2 separate regions of the Homo sapiens genome follow, and region 2 is linked to region 1. A link is a loop called in an ENCODE intact Hi-C map of the cell type or tissue named here. Cell type or tissue: Caco-2. All regions are shown on one strand. Each heading gives the region's core, and the rest is flanking DNA. Links, peaks and the distances in the headings are about the cores only.

Evidence for each region. Hi-C counts contacts between places; a loop is a spot of excess contacts. Peaks named below come from ENCODE experiments on the same cell type or tissue, not always from the same donor. Only the 100,000 strongest peaks of a DNase experiment are listed, where the experiment ranks them.
Region 2: a loop joins it to region 1, with 6 times the contacts of the local background. A loop is called at or near these places in 2 of 110 quality-filtered maps.

What each region holds. Positions count from the first base shown.
Region 1 is chr20:14,708,620-14,717,336 of GRCh38, reverse strand. All of the region lies in intron 5 of MACROD2 (mono-ADP ribosylhydrolase 2), which reads right to left. Among named protein-coding and RNA genes, the nearest start is that of MACROD2-IT1, 160 kb to the right of the region's middle. RefSeq lists an enhancer at 1,492-1,993. In Caco-2, for the core only: no CTCF peak of the experiment used is centred there; a DNase peak (open chromatin) is centred at 4,906.
Region 2 is chr20:14,137,100-14,145,816 of GRCh38, reverse strand. All of the region lies in intron 3 of MACROD2 (mono-ADP ribosylhydrolase 2), which reads right to left. Among named protein-coding and RNA genes, the nearest start is that of MACROD2, 150 kb to the right of the region's middle. In Caco-2, for the core only: a CTCF peak has its summit at 3,512; DNase peaks (open chromatin) are centred at 2,376 and 3,486.

The DNA.
Region 1 (8,717 bases), core at 554-8,553:
AGTGTCCTCTGAAGAAAGAGACAGATAGATACATCCTGTATAACCTGCTGATGACTGCACCAGGAAACGAACTTGTCAATTATGCAAACAACTGTAAACTTCCAAATATAGAAAATATAGTATAGTGTAATTTATTTTCTATATTCTGTTTTATAGTACTTTAAAAAATTAACTATTATGTTTCAGTGTTAAAAACTCGAAGATCTCATATGCAGTTTAGTTGACACAAAATCAGAATTTTTAGTCGACACAAAATCAGAATTTTTAGTGATTGGTTCTAAGGTTCAATACCCCCAAATTTTTTTTTGTTTTAAATTTTTTAAAAATGAAGAGTTTTTATTTCTTTGTAAGTCGACACTCAAAATTAAACATAATTTAAGGACATATTGCAAGTTTCTTTTCAGAAAGCAAAATGAAAAGGCTTCACCTGCATCTCTAAAAACAAAGCCAATTAATATGCCAGGTTCCTTTCCTCCACCAAAAATAATGGAACATTTGCATACAGCAGAACTAGGAAGCTAGTCTCGTTCATCAGCTTATTATAATGCCTCCTGACAGCCTCACACACTGCCTCATCAACATCATACTGTTTCAATTACACATTTTTTTTACCCACTTCACGTGTTAAGCCATCTTCACTTCTATCTCACCTCAAGCTGCAGTATATAATTGAACTGCATTTTTCCAAGCATAGATGGATTCTCTGCAAGTCAGAAACTGAATCGCTAACATTGTATTGTTCCAGGCCACAAAAGAAAGGGGAAAAGGTGGGAGGGAAAAGAACCACGGTGGATTTTAAAGAAACAAATAATCCCTCCCCACAAAAGCCTGCCCCTCGGAACCAATGGCAGAAAGAATTAAGAATTGGCTGGAGCGCAGTATGGGGTCCCTCTGCCAAGGAAATGGAAATTGTCTTTTTAAGAACCACTGAAGCCTGCTCACTCCCCTGTGATCATCCTACCAGTCTGCTCCACAGTGCAAGAGTAAGGAAGCAAGGGCTTTGATTTTGCCAGCAAACTATAGGAAAACAAAATAAAGACTGGGCTTGAAAAGATGAGCTTTAATTTAGCAAATGCCATAGAGATATATCCCAAGACAACTGCCACCTCACATTTAAAAAACTATCTTTTATTTGGATCATGAAGAAAAATGTGGATAAAGCAAAATAATTCCAAAAGAGCATGGCTCTTATTAAGTGGCTCTGGAAAAACTCTAGGCAGACTGAAGGAAAACGCCTTCATATCATTACAGAGTCCATCTTTCAGAAAGAATTATAATTGCATGAATATGTAGCGTTCAGAGAGCTGAGTGGAGAGTAAGTTTTCATAGCAACAGAGCAGGTTGGAAATCAGATGTAACAGATTTTTTGGTGTTTAGATGATTTAGGAAAATTTCACATTACCTTCCTCTCAAATTGACATTTCATCCTGATTGGTTAATTATCATTTTTTCTGTTTCAGCAGCAAAAAGGTCCCGAGTAATGCAGTTGGAGCTGTATTGTCTTTGTATGACTCCCAAATGTAATTTTAGGGTCTTTTCAGCCCCTGTTGATGTTTAACTTAAAAACTACAATCAACCTTTTAGCCCACAGACCCTAAGCCTCACGTTAAAATCTGTAAAAACTGGTAATCCTGGCCTGTTTTCGTTCTCCCAGGGCTCAGAGAGCTTGACCATGTCTGAACAGATGGGACAGTTTGAATGAGAACAGCATGCACTCTAGAGGTTCTCTGCATTTGGGTGGCAGCTTTACATACCAACAGGACGTTTGCCTGCATTTAGGTTGGAAGCACAAGAGGCCTGCTAAAGAGTGCTCACTCACTCTCCAAGGTATGAAGGATTCTTCAGCCCTCTGAAAATAATTCCAATACTATGTAACACTTTTTTAAAATCAGTGCCAAATGTATTTAAAATTAAGTAATGTTGCCAATAGCTGAGGCCTTCAAATATAGAAATTTTTATAACATCTGATATGGTTTGGCTGTGTCCCCACCCAAATCTCATCTTGAACTGTAGTTCCCATAATCCCCACCTATGGTGAGAGGGACCCAGTGGGAGGTAATTGAATCATGGAGACAGTTTTCTGCATGCTATTATTGTGATAGTAAGTCCTCATGAGATCTGATGGTTTTATAAGAGGCTTCCCCCTTCGCTCAGCTCTCATTCTTCTTGCCGCCACCATGAGAAGCATAATGTGTTTGCTTTCCCTTCTGCCATGATTGTAAGTTTCCTGAGGCCTCCCCAGCCATGCTGAACTGTGAGACAATGAAACCTCTTTCCTTTATAAATTACCCAGTCTCAGGTATGTCTTTATTAGCAGCATGAGAATGGACTAATACAACACCTTACATTTTAACCACATATTATTTTGTTTCCACTATATTATATTTATTGAGAGTCCACTAAGAGCTAGATTCTTGAATTAAATAAAGAACAAAAACACTGTGGACACTGCGGAAAAGAAACATGAATTAACTATTAGATAAGTGGTGAAACCGCACATGTAATAAAAGCTGCAAAGGAGAGATAGTTACTTGGAGCTGTGAGACCCTTCTATAAGGGGATCTGACCTAGTCAAGGAGGTCTTGAAATTAGAGTGTGTTGATGTGAAGGATAAGTAGGAGTTGACAAGACAATGAGGGGAAAGAAGAGAATGCCAGGAAGAGGAAACAGCAAAGTCCCTATCATGAGAGGGGGCATGTTGAACACAAAGAATGAGACACAGTTTTTAAAAAGACCACCATGCCTAGAAAACAAGAGTGAGCAGGGTGAAGGATGAGACCGAAGAGAAGGCAGAGGCCAGGTCTTGTAGGTCATGTTGAGGGATAGGACATGGAGGAAAAAATAAGAATATATTTATGGGTCACGTTGAAATCTTTTGCAGGAGGTGACAATAATTTATGTTTTGTAAAGATCACTCTGGCTGAAACTGTGGAGAACAGAGTGGATGGGGACAAAAGTGGATCTGGGTAGATGAGTTGGGGGCTACTGTGTGCAGCAGTCTGAGCGCCAGTGGGTGGTGAGAGGTGCACATGGTAGGTTCTTGGTGTGGCCCAATGCAGGATGGACATATGTGTTGCCTCACTCTTTATTTGTAGACACTCGTCCTCTATCCTGCACCCTGCCTCCTGAATAATCTTCTCAAAGTGCAATACTGACTCTGTCATTTTCCACGTACCCATGGCAACAGGCTCAGTCTATGCTGGCACTCAGGATTGAAAACCTGAGCCCAACCTATTTTTGAGGTTGCTTTTCCACTTCCTATCTATGCAGAGCCCCACTTTGTCCAAAGTAGTTTACTTACCTTCCTGTTGTTTATGTCCTTCAACCCAGCCTCCTGCTGTCCTGCTCTTCTTTACACTTTTGTTAAGGCCTGAATTCATCTCCCACCTCTGTTCTCCCTGTCTAAATCCTGCCCATCCTTTCCCTCCAGCTTAAACCGCTTCCATTAAGAATTATCAGGCCACTGAAGTCCAATTACAGATCTCTCAAATTCTACCACATGCATTTTGTGTTATCTGGCAATTAATCATGCCTTGTTTTGCTATGCCAAATTGTCAATTGATAATAGTAATTTTTTTAGCTTTTCACAGGTGTATGTTTTATCTCTTTATCTAATTAATAAGGCACTGGTGGCAAGTGCCCTATTGTATATTTTTCTGTGCCTTTCTCAGCACCTACACAATGCTTCATATATAGTTAGGTCTTCAATGACAAAGTACTGTTTAAAATTTGCTCTGAGATATGCTTTACCTTGGCCCAGGAAATCAGGAAAGGGTTTCGGAGGACTCCACCTAATCTATTTAATCAGACTTGGAAAATTCTTGGAGTAACATATATTAGGTGGTAAAACTGCCAGAGTAATTTTGAACCAGAATCTCCAGTGATAAGTCTGGATTTACCAAGGAAGAAAAAAGAGACTCTGGAGTGATAAAAACAAAAAGCCTGTATTCAAATCCTGACTCAACCACTTACGTTCAAACAGATCTTGATCTAGTTCTTCATTTCTCTAAGATTCTGTGTCCTCATCTGAAAAATGGGGATAGTTGTACCTATCCAGAAGACAGTATGTAAAGATATGATACAAATCTGAGTGAGCACCTGGCAAGCTGTCTGGTCATTGGTATTAAAAGAAAAGTGAGTAATTTCTCCTCAAGTCTTCCAATTACCTCTACTCTAAGGCACATGTACCCATGCACGCATTTTCACACTCATTCACACACACACACTCACACAAGAAACTTCTTTTAATCTGTCCTTTACTCCCATATTGTGACTGAATTGACTTGACTTCTCAAATCCATTATCTTTTTTCTTTTTGTCTCTGTTTTCTTCTTTCTCCGTCTTTCTTATTTTGATGAACACCTAACAACAAGATGTTGGAAATTACTGTTGAAAAAAATATATACCCACTATTGACAGTCTTTTCAATATACCAGCAACATTACTGAATGTAAACAGGAAGGGTAAGAACTTCTACCAAATTCCCTTCCTATTGTCCAACAAGCAAACATTTCTGCTCTGAGCCATTAATCCTCCTATTGTATTCTCTTCCCAACAGTCTAACTGAGTGAGATTAAAAATCAAAAGAAAAAAATAGTTGAGAGATTAGGAGATACTGACAATTCAAGCTCCCTAAAAGTCTCTGAATGACCAAGAAACAGGAAAAGTTGGCCTTTCTCATTAAAATCTATTTGAATCAGTGCAATGTCTGAAGGCATTACGTAATGTTTATATGTAGACTTTGTATACTTGAGATGTGGTAAAATAGCCAAAACAAGATTGCCCTCATCTGATATCAGCTTCTCTAAATGTCTCAACAGTGACTATTCCCTTAAGAACTATAGGTATGCAGGGCATTCAACGTGTATCAGGAGCTGTAAGAAACAGACGAATGCCAGCCTGTTCCAACCCGCGGTATCTATTAATCACTTTTTAGACGGGCACTATTTAATGTCACATGAAGACAAGTGAGCACTGCTGTTGGCTGTTTACCAAGACTCTAGAACAAAGTCCACTTTGGCTGCTTTCTGCCTTAATTTATTTTTAATAATGCATACTAATTTTTATGTGTCATTGGCAGTCAGCTATAAATTTTTCTCATTAAAAATAACTCCCCTATATAGAAGTACAGGGATGAAATAAGTGTGTATTTCCAACTCAAAGAAATATATTTTTTAACTGATTTGTGTGACTCTAACCTGAGGCCATATTAAAAAATAAAACCCTCAAAATTTTTGCAAAATTGACCCAATCTTGAAAAGATATATGTAAAGTTGCCTGAATCTATTAGAGATTTTCATTATTATTGTTATTTTAAAGAGTTTTCTTTTCTAGTTTCATTAAACCTCTGATGTGAAAAAGTGAGTGTTCTATACAGATGGAAGAAGTCTGGTCAGCACTTAAGAAGCTGACTAACAGGGACTTAGCTAGCTCTAAGGCGATTCCTATTAGAATGAAAAAGAAACAGACTAAGTGCCAAACTCAAAACTATTCTCTTACAGAGATAAACTGTAAGTGCTCTAAAGAAAGTGAAAACAGCTCTCTGGGGAATGCTTGGGATTTGGGCAAAAGAACAATGCAACTGTTTCTATAAGTCAATTGGAAATACTGGGGCTGGGGCGGGGGATTTGGAAGAGTTCTGAAAATGGGAAAAAGAGTTGCCAGAGGGTGAAGTTGAAGGTTTGGCCCCCATTTAGATTTAGTTCACTGATCCTGTAGACAAACACTCGTTAGTTTTGTAAAGGAAATAAATTAGCCCCAAGATGAATGTGGACTCAATTTGTAACAGAGAGGCTAATTATATTTTTAAAGCCTTCAAGAATATATAAACTATCACCTGGTCTTTAGGATTAATAACATTTCAATACTTCAAAATAAATGGGTTGCTTAAACAACACTAAAAATTTCTACACCTTGCCTTCGGAAAACCTATATGATACAGTGATTAGCTTGGGCTTTTCTAACTTCTTCAACAACATTGAGAATGATTCCTGAAAAACTACAGATCAAAAATGGATACATGATTTATTCCTCTTTTCCTTGAATATGAAAAAGCTGAAATTGACTTCAAAAGGATTCTCTGGGAGTTATAACTATGCTCTAGCAAGAGGTTCCAATAAATCAAAGATGGCTATCTGTGTTGAACAAAAATCCAGGAAGAAAACTCATGACCCACTCCAGAGCAATCTGAGCAACTTTCTCAATCTTTAGAGCACAAACAAGTCTAAGCTTGAATTTTCGACCTGGTGCTAAACTTGCATATGATTCAGGAAAAGATAAAAATGATTGCATGTTCTCTCTCAATTTTAACTCCAATACACCTGATAGGAAAATATCTCCATTTCGGAGATGCCAATATGGAATCCCTCAGACAGAGGGCAGAAGCTGATAAGCAGGAAGAATGAGATCTCTCAGGAGAAGAGTCCATGGGGGCTTCATTTTTATCAATGATTGTATACTTAGATGTGGAGGTGGAAAGTGGATTATCAATCAGGAGAAACACTGACCCAGTGCAGTTGCATGTGTTTTTTTGCAGAAAGGTTTTAAAATACTGGCAGTAAGAATTAATGAGTGAGTAGGTAAAGGAAGTAAAAATGAAACTAAGTAATAAAAAATGATAATAAGTTACATGATATGAGGAAAACAACAGAACACAATATGGCAATGAGGAAGATGTTAAATAAACCTTGCATTTCTGAATCATCTTAAAAGAGATCTTTTAACTTTTAAATTTTCCCCAAAGGGAGGCTCAGTCAATAACATGTAAAAATCTGAAACCTGAGCTACTATTCCGTATTTATTGAAACAATTATTTTAGGAATTCTACGTGGTGATAACAAGTTCCATGCTCATCGTCTTTCCACAGTATGCAAGATGAAACTGTAAACCAAATATTTACTGCACCCTTACTATGAATTTGATTTTTTTAAATGCTATTTAAATCACTAAACTTCATTTTTTGAAAATTCATTTAAAGGGTCTTATTCAATATTTGTTGCCTGTCACCAGGCCAAGACTGAGCAAATAAATGGGAGTATGCCTTCATATGGGCAGAACTTTACCACTCACCCAAAGTACATCCTGTGTTTCCCTGTTGATTATGGTGTCCATTTTGTCCAGTAAATATAACTGAAATCTCTGCTTTGGCCACTCGAGGTCTCCTTGCTTACTCTCTCATTCTCAGGGGTATTCAAGGTAGTTTACCTCATCAAGTTGTGAATTATCTTCTGACCGCTGCTGTCCCTGGATTTCTTCTATACAAATTTGCTTTTATATTAGATTCAGTATCACTCATCTGAGTAAAGAGCTATTTCTATTTTGCATGGAGAAATATATAAATAAAAATAAATACAGTTGATCAATTAGAAAATATGTTTATAAACATGAAATTAATATTCTCATTTAAAAGATGAATTTTAGGCTGTAACACATTGATGAACATGTGGAATTGCTACATTTATCCAACTTCAACTTCAGAAAGAGGTACATTTTCCAGAAAACTCAATTTAACAAATTGAAGAATCAAAACTTCTAATTGTCAGAATAAATTTAAAATGACCTAATCCTAAAAGATACTACACTTGTTTCTGTTTAAACAATCAGAATGTAATGTATGTAAGTTAACCTTTACTTAAGAAGTGATTCAACAAGGTATCATGGCATGATTTTTCAGTTTTATGGCTAGTTTAGTATCCAAAGGTCAGCTGTCATCTCTTGCTACAGCCAGTCACGCTTTATGAACAATATGCCTTTTTTGTATTTATTGCTTCTACTTTGTGATGGGTTCAGAAATTTGACGCCAGACCTATTAAATTTGAATCTAAATACATATATGTTGGATCAGGATATATACTGGATACAGTGGTTTGAGGCAGCTTCTACTGTTTGCTTTTATACACCCAAACACCCTCCTTACCTTATGTGAGTGTGTGAGAGTGTGTGTTTGTATATGTGTGTGCATCCTTGAAGCATGTGTAAAAGATTTTGCACAAGCCACAGACTTCGTGCCCCTCTAGGTGTCTTTTACAACCAAAATTTCAAAATTTTGATCCATGTCCCCCAAATTAAAGATTTAGAACTCAGGAATATATTTTTGACTGAAAAAAAAAAGTAAGTATTTTAGTGTTATATAAAAAACCTAAAGAAATGTATAAGTATAAAGAAATGCTTTGAGGTGCTACATTTGTTCCTCAGTCAGGATTGAAACAGGCATCTACTTTTGCCCATTTCTTTTTCTAACCAAAATCCATGCTGGCAGGAAGTTTGCTCAGTATTTAAAGCTGAACTCTTGGCTATAAAACAAAGTCAAAGAAGACTGCTCACATCAACCCACACTCTAACCAATGATGTACATAAGTCTATATCTCAGACATTGCAGATGATCACTAGATAAGAAATTGCCATCAAAAACAGGTGTTCAGGTCAGGCACGGTGGCTCACACCTGTAATTCCAGCACTTTGGGAGGCCGAGGTGGGTGGATCACGAGGTCAGGAGTTCGAGACCAGCCTGGCCAACAAAGTGAAACACCGTCTCTACTAAAAATACAAAAAAATTAGCTGGGCATGGTGGCGGGCACCTGTAATCCCAGCTACTCGGGAGGCTGAGGCAGGAGAATCGCTTGAACGTGGGAGGGGGAGGTTGCATTGAGCAGAGATCGTGCCACTGCACTCCAGCCTGGGTGACAGAGCTAGACTCAGTCTCAAAATAAAAGCAACAA
Region 2 (8,717 bases), core at 471-8,470, 570 kb after region 1:
AATTTGTACATTTACAATAAATCTTTAGGAAGCTCAAACTCTCCATGAGGATTTCTAATAGAGAATTTAATTGTGAGAAACAAGTAGAATAGCAATATTGTGTGTAGTTTTCAAATTAGTTAACTATTTTGTAAATATTATTCAACTATTGAAGCAAATAGTTTTGAGAAAGTGAAAAGAATTAAAGTTAGCTTTAGATTTCTGGAGATTCATGCTATTAAAGCTCTATTACCTAGGGCTTTACCAGTAAGAAAACACTAGAAAACTAGTGTTTCTGATATTCCCCAGGACATATCTTCTACCTAGTGATTTCAAGCATAATGATCACAAATGGAAGAGTCAATATTTTCTAAAAGATTTGTATTTATTTAGAAATCTATGAAAAATAAACACAAATTAATGGAATCAATGTTTTCTGAACTCCAACTGTGGGCTGGGGCATACACAAAATATAATCATGATGTTAACTAACATTTATTTATACCTACCACAAACACTAGACGAGGTTATAAATTCTTTGAGAAAAGAGGTGGGGCGGTTTAGAACATGTAGAAAAAGGCAAAAATAAAATAAAGTTAATTAGTTAATACAAAAAAACTGTGGTGAAACAAATCTATTCACCTTTGTCTTAAATTCCCTTTAAGCCTAGCGCAGAGGGACACATACAGTGCTTTTTTTGTAGAGGTATATAGTAATTCATAATTAATGTATCTATACAAGGGAGAAGGCACTCATGGTTACAGGGAAGATGTGGTAGGAAAACCTGGAGGAATTGGGGAAATCCAGAGGATATCTTCTCAACCAAAGGATAAGGCAAAGCCCTGGACAAAACCATGATTATCTTTAAAGAAAAGGCAAGCAGTGGAAATGGAGCTGCGAACTGAGATAGAGAGTGGCGAACATGATGAGCCCTGAGAGAAATCTACAGAAGCAAGGCATAGTCTGGAGGTGAAAAACTTCATACAGTACAATGGGCAACACCCCCATAATTATGGACCACTAAAGCTGTGCATTATATACAAATAACATACCAGTGTAGTCTCTCCCCACCCTCAACTATCCTCACAAACAAAAAAATGCAGGCTGCTTCTAAAGGTCGCTGAAGGAATACACAATTTCCTCTTGTGTGGAGATGTAAAAAAATGACTGCTTAAGAATACTATAGAACTTAAAATTATAATTAACTGTAAATTCAATTATTTGTTTTTTCTTTCCCTGGTTAGACCATAAGTGCTGTAAGAACAGACAATAGGATCATACCTTCCTATGGCCAATATCTCACCCCAGTTCTGGACCAGGCAAATACATGCAGGTAATAAATATTAGTTGAATGAATGAAAAGTGAATCAATCCATATGTAAAAGGTAGGAGATCAATAAATGAACAGAAACAGGTTATGTGGAAGGTCAGACTGAGGGGATAAGAAAACCTAGAAGGTCAGATAGCCCTAAAAATATTCCAGTACAAAACTAAAGGCTAACATACTTCTACCAAAAACTTAAGTTATAAAAAGCGGTGATTGACAAATTTAGATTTAGAAGTGTGTAATATATTCTTTGTAATATCTATATTTCCACTTATCAAAAAATTTCAAAGTTTTTGCTTTTCTTTAGCATAGAAAAAAATATGTCTTTATATGCATTCCAATTATTTAAGACACTCAAATTTCCAAGAGCACAAGTAAAGAACATGAAAAAACAGGCTAATGGCATTCATTGGTATATGATCATTCACATCTATCTAGGCACTGGGTTTTTCTCCCTAAAATCTCCTAAAAAATATGAGTTCATAAAAAACAAAGATAGAAAAAAAAGTCAATCAGATTAAAAGAGGGAAAAAAACCTTTGCCCAGTGTGAGGCTTGATTACCTTAATTATTTTGACTTTGAAAGGAACCTTAATGCAGAATTGAACTTTGTCCAGTCTTTCATCTATATATTTTTAAAAAAATAATGACACTGTGTGGTTCATAAGTCTTGTCTAATTATCTTAATTTCTTCAGAAATGTTTCATTTGGTAACTTTTCCAGCAAAATTACAATTTAAACATGCAGTTCAAAAAATCATAAGTCTCTTACTCATTTTAGTGTGAAGCGAGATTAATGGAAGATGCTCATTCCACAATGGCCTGAGCAGAAACTTTACATTTCAAAGTGTATGAACCAACATACACTTCTGCTATTCAATTAAAGAAAATGGTCAGAAATGTCTTTACAATGAAATAAACACACTAAACCTTCTTGCACAGGTTTTTTTTTTCCTCCAAGCAAGTGGTCATCAAACAGGAATTCCACACATATCAGAAGATTTTGTAACCATTTCCACATTAAACAGAATTATCACATTGTGATAAAATGCTGACTCCACTGACGGATCCTGCTGGTCAGTGATTTCATCATTTTATCAAGCATGTGAAGGCTATTATCTTCAAGCTGAATGTTGCTACAAGGTGGTTACACAAACACTGTTTGCTTAAAGACAGTGTTATCTGGAGAAATAAGTCTCTTTTCTAAAGTAAGGTAAGGCATTTCCCAAGATTTCTCACTAAACAGCCCAGGCTTCTGAGAAACTCTCTATAAAAATGTAGAAACAAGTACCCTTTCAAGGAAAACTACAGATTAATACATATATTGAAAACAATGTACAAAGCCAACATCACATGGCCATGCTAATAAATTCATTTTGGTTATTTGTTTAAGCTTCCTACTAATCAAATTTTCTAGGATGATAACCATCAAGAGATGACTTCAATTTTAGAAAAAAAGAATGATGAAAGACATGAAAAGTTTTCTTAATTATACAAAGCAAGATTAGTCTGCCAGAGATGCTGCCCTATTATATTTCGTGTGTGTGCATGCATGTACACCCACACTCTTAAGACTTTAAATCAATCTATGCTCTTTTCATAATTCTTACTACATAGACATAAGTATCTCTTTTAAGCCACAAATGAATAGAAAGTGATCCTTTATAAACAGAATCTCAGATAACATTTATTCATAATGACGGAGTATTTGGCTATAGGAAAAATTTATATTCTATAGAAAATATTAATATTTTATAGAAGTTTATCAAGCCTATGTGCATTTTTAATGATTAATTCCAAATTCATCAGGAACTTAGCACCAAAGATGCAAGTACTAAAGGCAGTGGCAAGTTTAACAAAATGCTATTGATACCAAATTTTTTAAAGCAATCAATTTGGTGACATACTAATTTCTTATGTAGCAAAATAATAAGTGTGGTGGCAGCTTCATAATGCTTGACAACATACAGCTCGGGCATCTAGGCACTCTGCTAACAAGCCAGACATGCTAGCTCCTTCATTTACACGAGGACACAAATGAGCAGGAAAGGATGGTACAACACAAAAAGAAAATAACTTGGGATCTCAGGCAGTTGCCCAGGTGATGGTAAAGCGCCAAGCTGAAAAACCTGTGGTCGCTAAGCAGCAGCAAAGACAATAAAGAGATTCCCATCCAGCTTCACAGCAGCTGCAGTAAGTTCAGACTGGTGGAATCACAGCACACCCTGGTGACAAAAACGAGTCACCTCTGGCTGACCTGATAGCCACTGAAGCACCAAGGCCACCACCTAACACTTCTTTAAATCTTCCTGAGAAAAACTAAAAACATGGTGAATAAACTTGCACTATTAGGAAAAAAAGGGAAACTAAAAGAGATTTTATATAATATAAATGCTAATACTATTTTCAAAGTATCTGGCTTAGTGGCTTACCAGCAATGTGACCTTGGGCAAGTTTTTAGATTGTCTGTGCCTCAATTTCACAATTTCACATTGGGAATATTTTAAGTCCTCACCTTACAGGATACCATACAGATCAAATAAAGACAATATTTGAAACATGCTTAGAACAGGACCTGGCACACAGAAAACATCGTATGTATTCATTCATGAATAAATATGAATTCAATGTAGACATATAATTTTTTAAGCTGAAAAAGAATAATAAAAGTTATAAGGTACTGAGTGCTTGCTATGTGCCCTCCTCTGTACTCTTTACATACATGATGCCCTTTAATCTTTTTTTTTTTTTTTTTTTTTTTTTTTCTGAGATGGAGTTTTGCTATTGTTGCCCAGGCTGGAGTGCAATGGCTCAGTCTCGGCTCCCTGCAACCTCCGCCTCCCAGGTTCAAGCAATTCTCCTGCCTCCGCCTCCCGAGTAGCTGGGATTACGGGCATGTGCCACTACACCCAGCTAATTTTGTATTTTTTGTAGAGATGGGGTTTCACCATGTTGGACAGGCCGGTCCCGAACTCCTAACCTCAGATGATCCACCCACCTCAGCCTCCCAAATTGCTGGGATTACAGGCATGAGCCACTGCGCCCAGCCGCCCTTTAATCTTTATAGCAAATATGCATTATAGGTGTATCTCCTTTTATAGATGAAGAAAGGCAAATGTTAAGACCAAAACAAAACTAGCAAGTGGCAGAGCTAAGATTCAAACACAGATATTTCTGACTCCAAAACCTATGCTTTTAACCATACTGCACCATAGAGAAAACTGGTTTTACCCATCTGTTCCTATTTTATGGATGAGGAAACTGAAGTGTCTTAGATAAAGCCCCACAGGTAGCTAATGGATAAATGAGGAATTAAGGTGTCTTGGCCTATTACAAGCAGATACCTCTCTGTTCCAAATGACTAAATAGGTGTAAAATTCCATTGCCACTGGAATAGTCTTGAATCACTCAGGATTAGAATTAGTCTAAGGATATCTGCCCTACCCAACACAACACACTGAAGCATATGCTACAGTAAATTAGGGAACAGAAGAGATTTTTCACTTAAGGTAGCGGAAGGCAGGAAGGTCAGGTATCCTGAATGACTCTCTAATATGATCAACTTCATCACAGTAACTGCCAAGTGTAATGCCAAAATGTGGTAAATTTCAACTTTGTTTTTCCAACATAGAAGGAAAGATCCATATAGAGGGCTAGATAGGGTACAGGAGCCCACCAGCTGCCTCTCTCTCGGCCGATACCACTGATAATCATTTCGAAAATAAAGAGGTCTCTGGCAGGTGCATTTTCCCTTAGTATGCCCAGGCTTGACAATGAAAGGAAAACCAGCCAGCTCCCACCCACAGGTGTTGGTTGGAAGTCATTCGGCAGCAGCTGGAGCTGAGGTACACACAAGCTCTATCCTACCACCCTCTCAAGCAAAAAAAGAAAAAAGAAAGTTGATACTTTAAAACATTAAGACTAAAAAGATATGGGTATATGTATATTAAAAATACAGGGTTCATCTGCAAGATATGTAACAATTATAGGCAGAGCTCTCACCCTATATAAACATTAACCCCTTTCTAGTTGTATGAATCAGGCCAAATCAAATGCTATGCTCAGAATCAAGATAAGAATATTGGTTTGGGAACCTTCTTACAACTATATCTTCAGGCATTTGTTTATACAACTAATAACAGAAAAAACTACCTCTTCACATTAAAAAGTTTATCATTTACATGTTTTTATAGTGTAATGAAAGCAGTGATCATTCCTTAAAAACAGTAAATGCAAATTCATATTCTGAACATCTACTCTGTAAGAAAGCCAGAGTTTACCTAGAAATGGTCAAAATCCTAGTAAATGACAAACCACTTTGCATGAATCATGTCACAGTATTTTTATTTCATTAAATCCCACCAAACTTAATATTTTATCAACTACAGGCATCTTCCTTACTACAGGTTGAGTATCCCTTATCCAAAATGCTTGAGACAGAAGTGTTTTGAATTTTGATTTTTTTCAGATTTTTGGCGTATTTGCATATATATAAAATGAGATATCTTGGGGATGGGACCCAAGTCTAAACACTTAATACATTAATTTTTTATGTGTATACCTTATAAACAAAGCCTAAAGACAATTTTATTTTTCCTTTGCAGATGCTTTGTGTTGTGTGCCTACATTTTGACTGCGACCCTTCACATGAAGTCAGATGTGAAATTTTCTACTTACAGTGTCATGTTGGTGCTCAAAAACTTTCAGATTTGGAAGCATTTCAGATTTTGGATTTTTGGATTGGGAATATTCAATCTGTAACTCAAGACTTTCTTGTAATATGCTGTGCATATGAAAACTGTTACAAAATATTCTGTTTACTATTTCACAGATTTGATTAAATATTGTCCTTTATATTCTGTTTATCTCAAAATAGTAGAGCCTCAAACTTTACAGGAGTATTGAAATTATACCACTATTGCAAAAAATACAAATCAATAATGTCACCTTACAGCTTAAAAAATTGTTTACAATTCTTATTTCTACATAAAATATATAAGTATGGGGAAATTTCCCCATCCATAAAATAGGAACAGATGAGTAAAACCAGTTTTCTCTATGGTGCAGTACAGTTAAAAACATAGGTTTTGGAGTCAGAAATATCTGTGTTTGAATCTTAGCTCTGCCACTTGCTAGTTTTGTTTTGGTCTTAACATTTGCCTTTCTTCATCTATAAAAGGAGATAACACCTATGATGCATATTTGTTATAAAGATTAAAGGGCGGCTGGGCGGAATGGCTCACGCCTGTAATCCCAGCAGTTATGGGAGGCTGAGGCGGGTGGATCATCTGAGGTCAGGAGTTTGAGACTATGTATAATGCCAAACTCAAAAATATTCTAAATGATAAAGAGGTAACATAATATTTATATTATTTTGCTGTGTTTATCATAAATGACTTCTCAGAATCACTAAGCACATCAGATATTTTCTTTTTGTTTTTAATGGAAAAGGTATTTTCTTCCTTTCTTTGTAGAGAAAACAATGAAATTATCCAGGAAAATTTATTTCTTATTACTCTTCTAAAATATAATCTTTATTTATGTTTTCCTTCAGAACAGAAAAGTTTTTATAGCTTTATTGACGTATAATTGACAAATAAAAATTATACATATTTAAGGTGTACCAAATGTTTAGATATATGTTACATTGTAGAATGATTTCCACAATCAAACTAATTAGCACATCCGTAATCTCACATAGTTACCGTGTGTGTGTGTGTGTGTGTGTGTGTGTGTGTGTGTGTGTGTGGAAAACTTAAGATCTATTCTCTTAGCAAATTTCAAGTACATTCTTATTAACTACAGTCACCATACAATACATTAGGTCTCCAAAATTTATTTATAACTTAAAGCTTCTATGCTTTGACCAACAGCTTCCCATTTTCCCCCCACCCAGCCACCGGCAATCACTATTCCATGCTGTACATACTAAATTGCATGCTCTAAAATTTCTATGAGATCAACTGTTTTAGATTCCACATATAAATGAGATCCTGCAGTATTTGTCCTTATGTGCCTAAATTACTTCATTTAACATAATGTATTTCACTACTGTCACAAATAACAGAAATTTCCTTTTTTTTAAAGGCTGAATGATATTCCACTGCATATAAATAGCATATTTTCTGTATGCACTCATCCATCAATGGACATTTCAGTAGTTTCCATATCTTGGCTATTGTTAATAATGCTGCAATAAACCTGGAAGTACAAATATATTTTCAATGTGCTGATTTCATCTCCATCAGATGAGTCCCCAGAAATGGGATTGCTGGATCATATAGGAGTTCTATTTTTAATTTCTCAAGGAACCTCCATACTGTTTTCTTTCCATAATGGCTGTACCAACTTACATTCCCAACAACAATGTATAAGGTTCCCTTTTCTCCACATCATCACCAACACTTGTTTTCTTTTGTCTCTTCTTTATAATAGCCATTCTAACAGGTATGCAGTGATATCTCACTGTGGTTTTGATTTGCATTTCCCTGATGACTGAGCACCTTGTAATATAACTACTGGCCATCTGTATGTGTCCTTTGGAAAGTTTTCTATTCAGGTCCTTTGCCCATCTTTGGTGTTTTGTTTTTACTGAGTTGTACAGGTTTCTTATTTTTTATATTAATTCCTTATCAGATACATGATTTTTAAATATTTCTCCAATCCATAGGTTGCCTTTTCACTTTGCTATTTCCTTGCTTAGCAGAAACCTATTAGTTTAGTGTAGTCCCACTTGTTTATTCTTACTTTTATTGTCTGTGCTTTTGGTGTAATATCCTAAAAATCACTGCCAAAACTAATGTCATGGAGATTTTTCCCTATGTTATCTTCTAGGAGTTTCACAGTTTCAGGTTATATGCTCAAATATTTAATCCATTTTGAGTTGATTGTTGTATATGATGTAGGATAAGAATATGATTTCTCTTATTTTCATGGTGGATATGAAGTTTTCACGACATCATTTTTGAAAAAAACTATCCTTTTTCCATTGTGTATTCAGGGTGCCTTTGTCAAACAATAGTTAATCACCTCTAGACCTGCCTTACAACAAATGCTAAAGGGAGTTCTTCAAGCTGAAACAAAAGGATGCTGGTTAGTAACATGAAAACATATGAAAGTATAAAACTCACTGGATGAAGACCTTTATAATGCTGCACTTCCATTTAATGGATAGTAAATACATTTCCTTATAAGTCCTTATGACTTTCTTAATAACATTTTCTTATCTCTAGCTTACTCTTGTAAGAATAGAGTATGTAATACATATAACCTACAAAACATGTGTTAATCAACTGTTTATGTTATCAGTATGGCTGGAGGTCAACAGTAAGCTAGTAGTAGTTAAATTTTCAAAGAGCCAAAAGTTATACACACATTTTCAACTGTGTAGAACGTCTGTGCCCCTAACTCTTG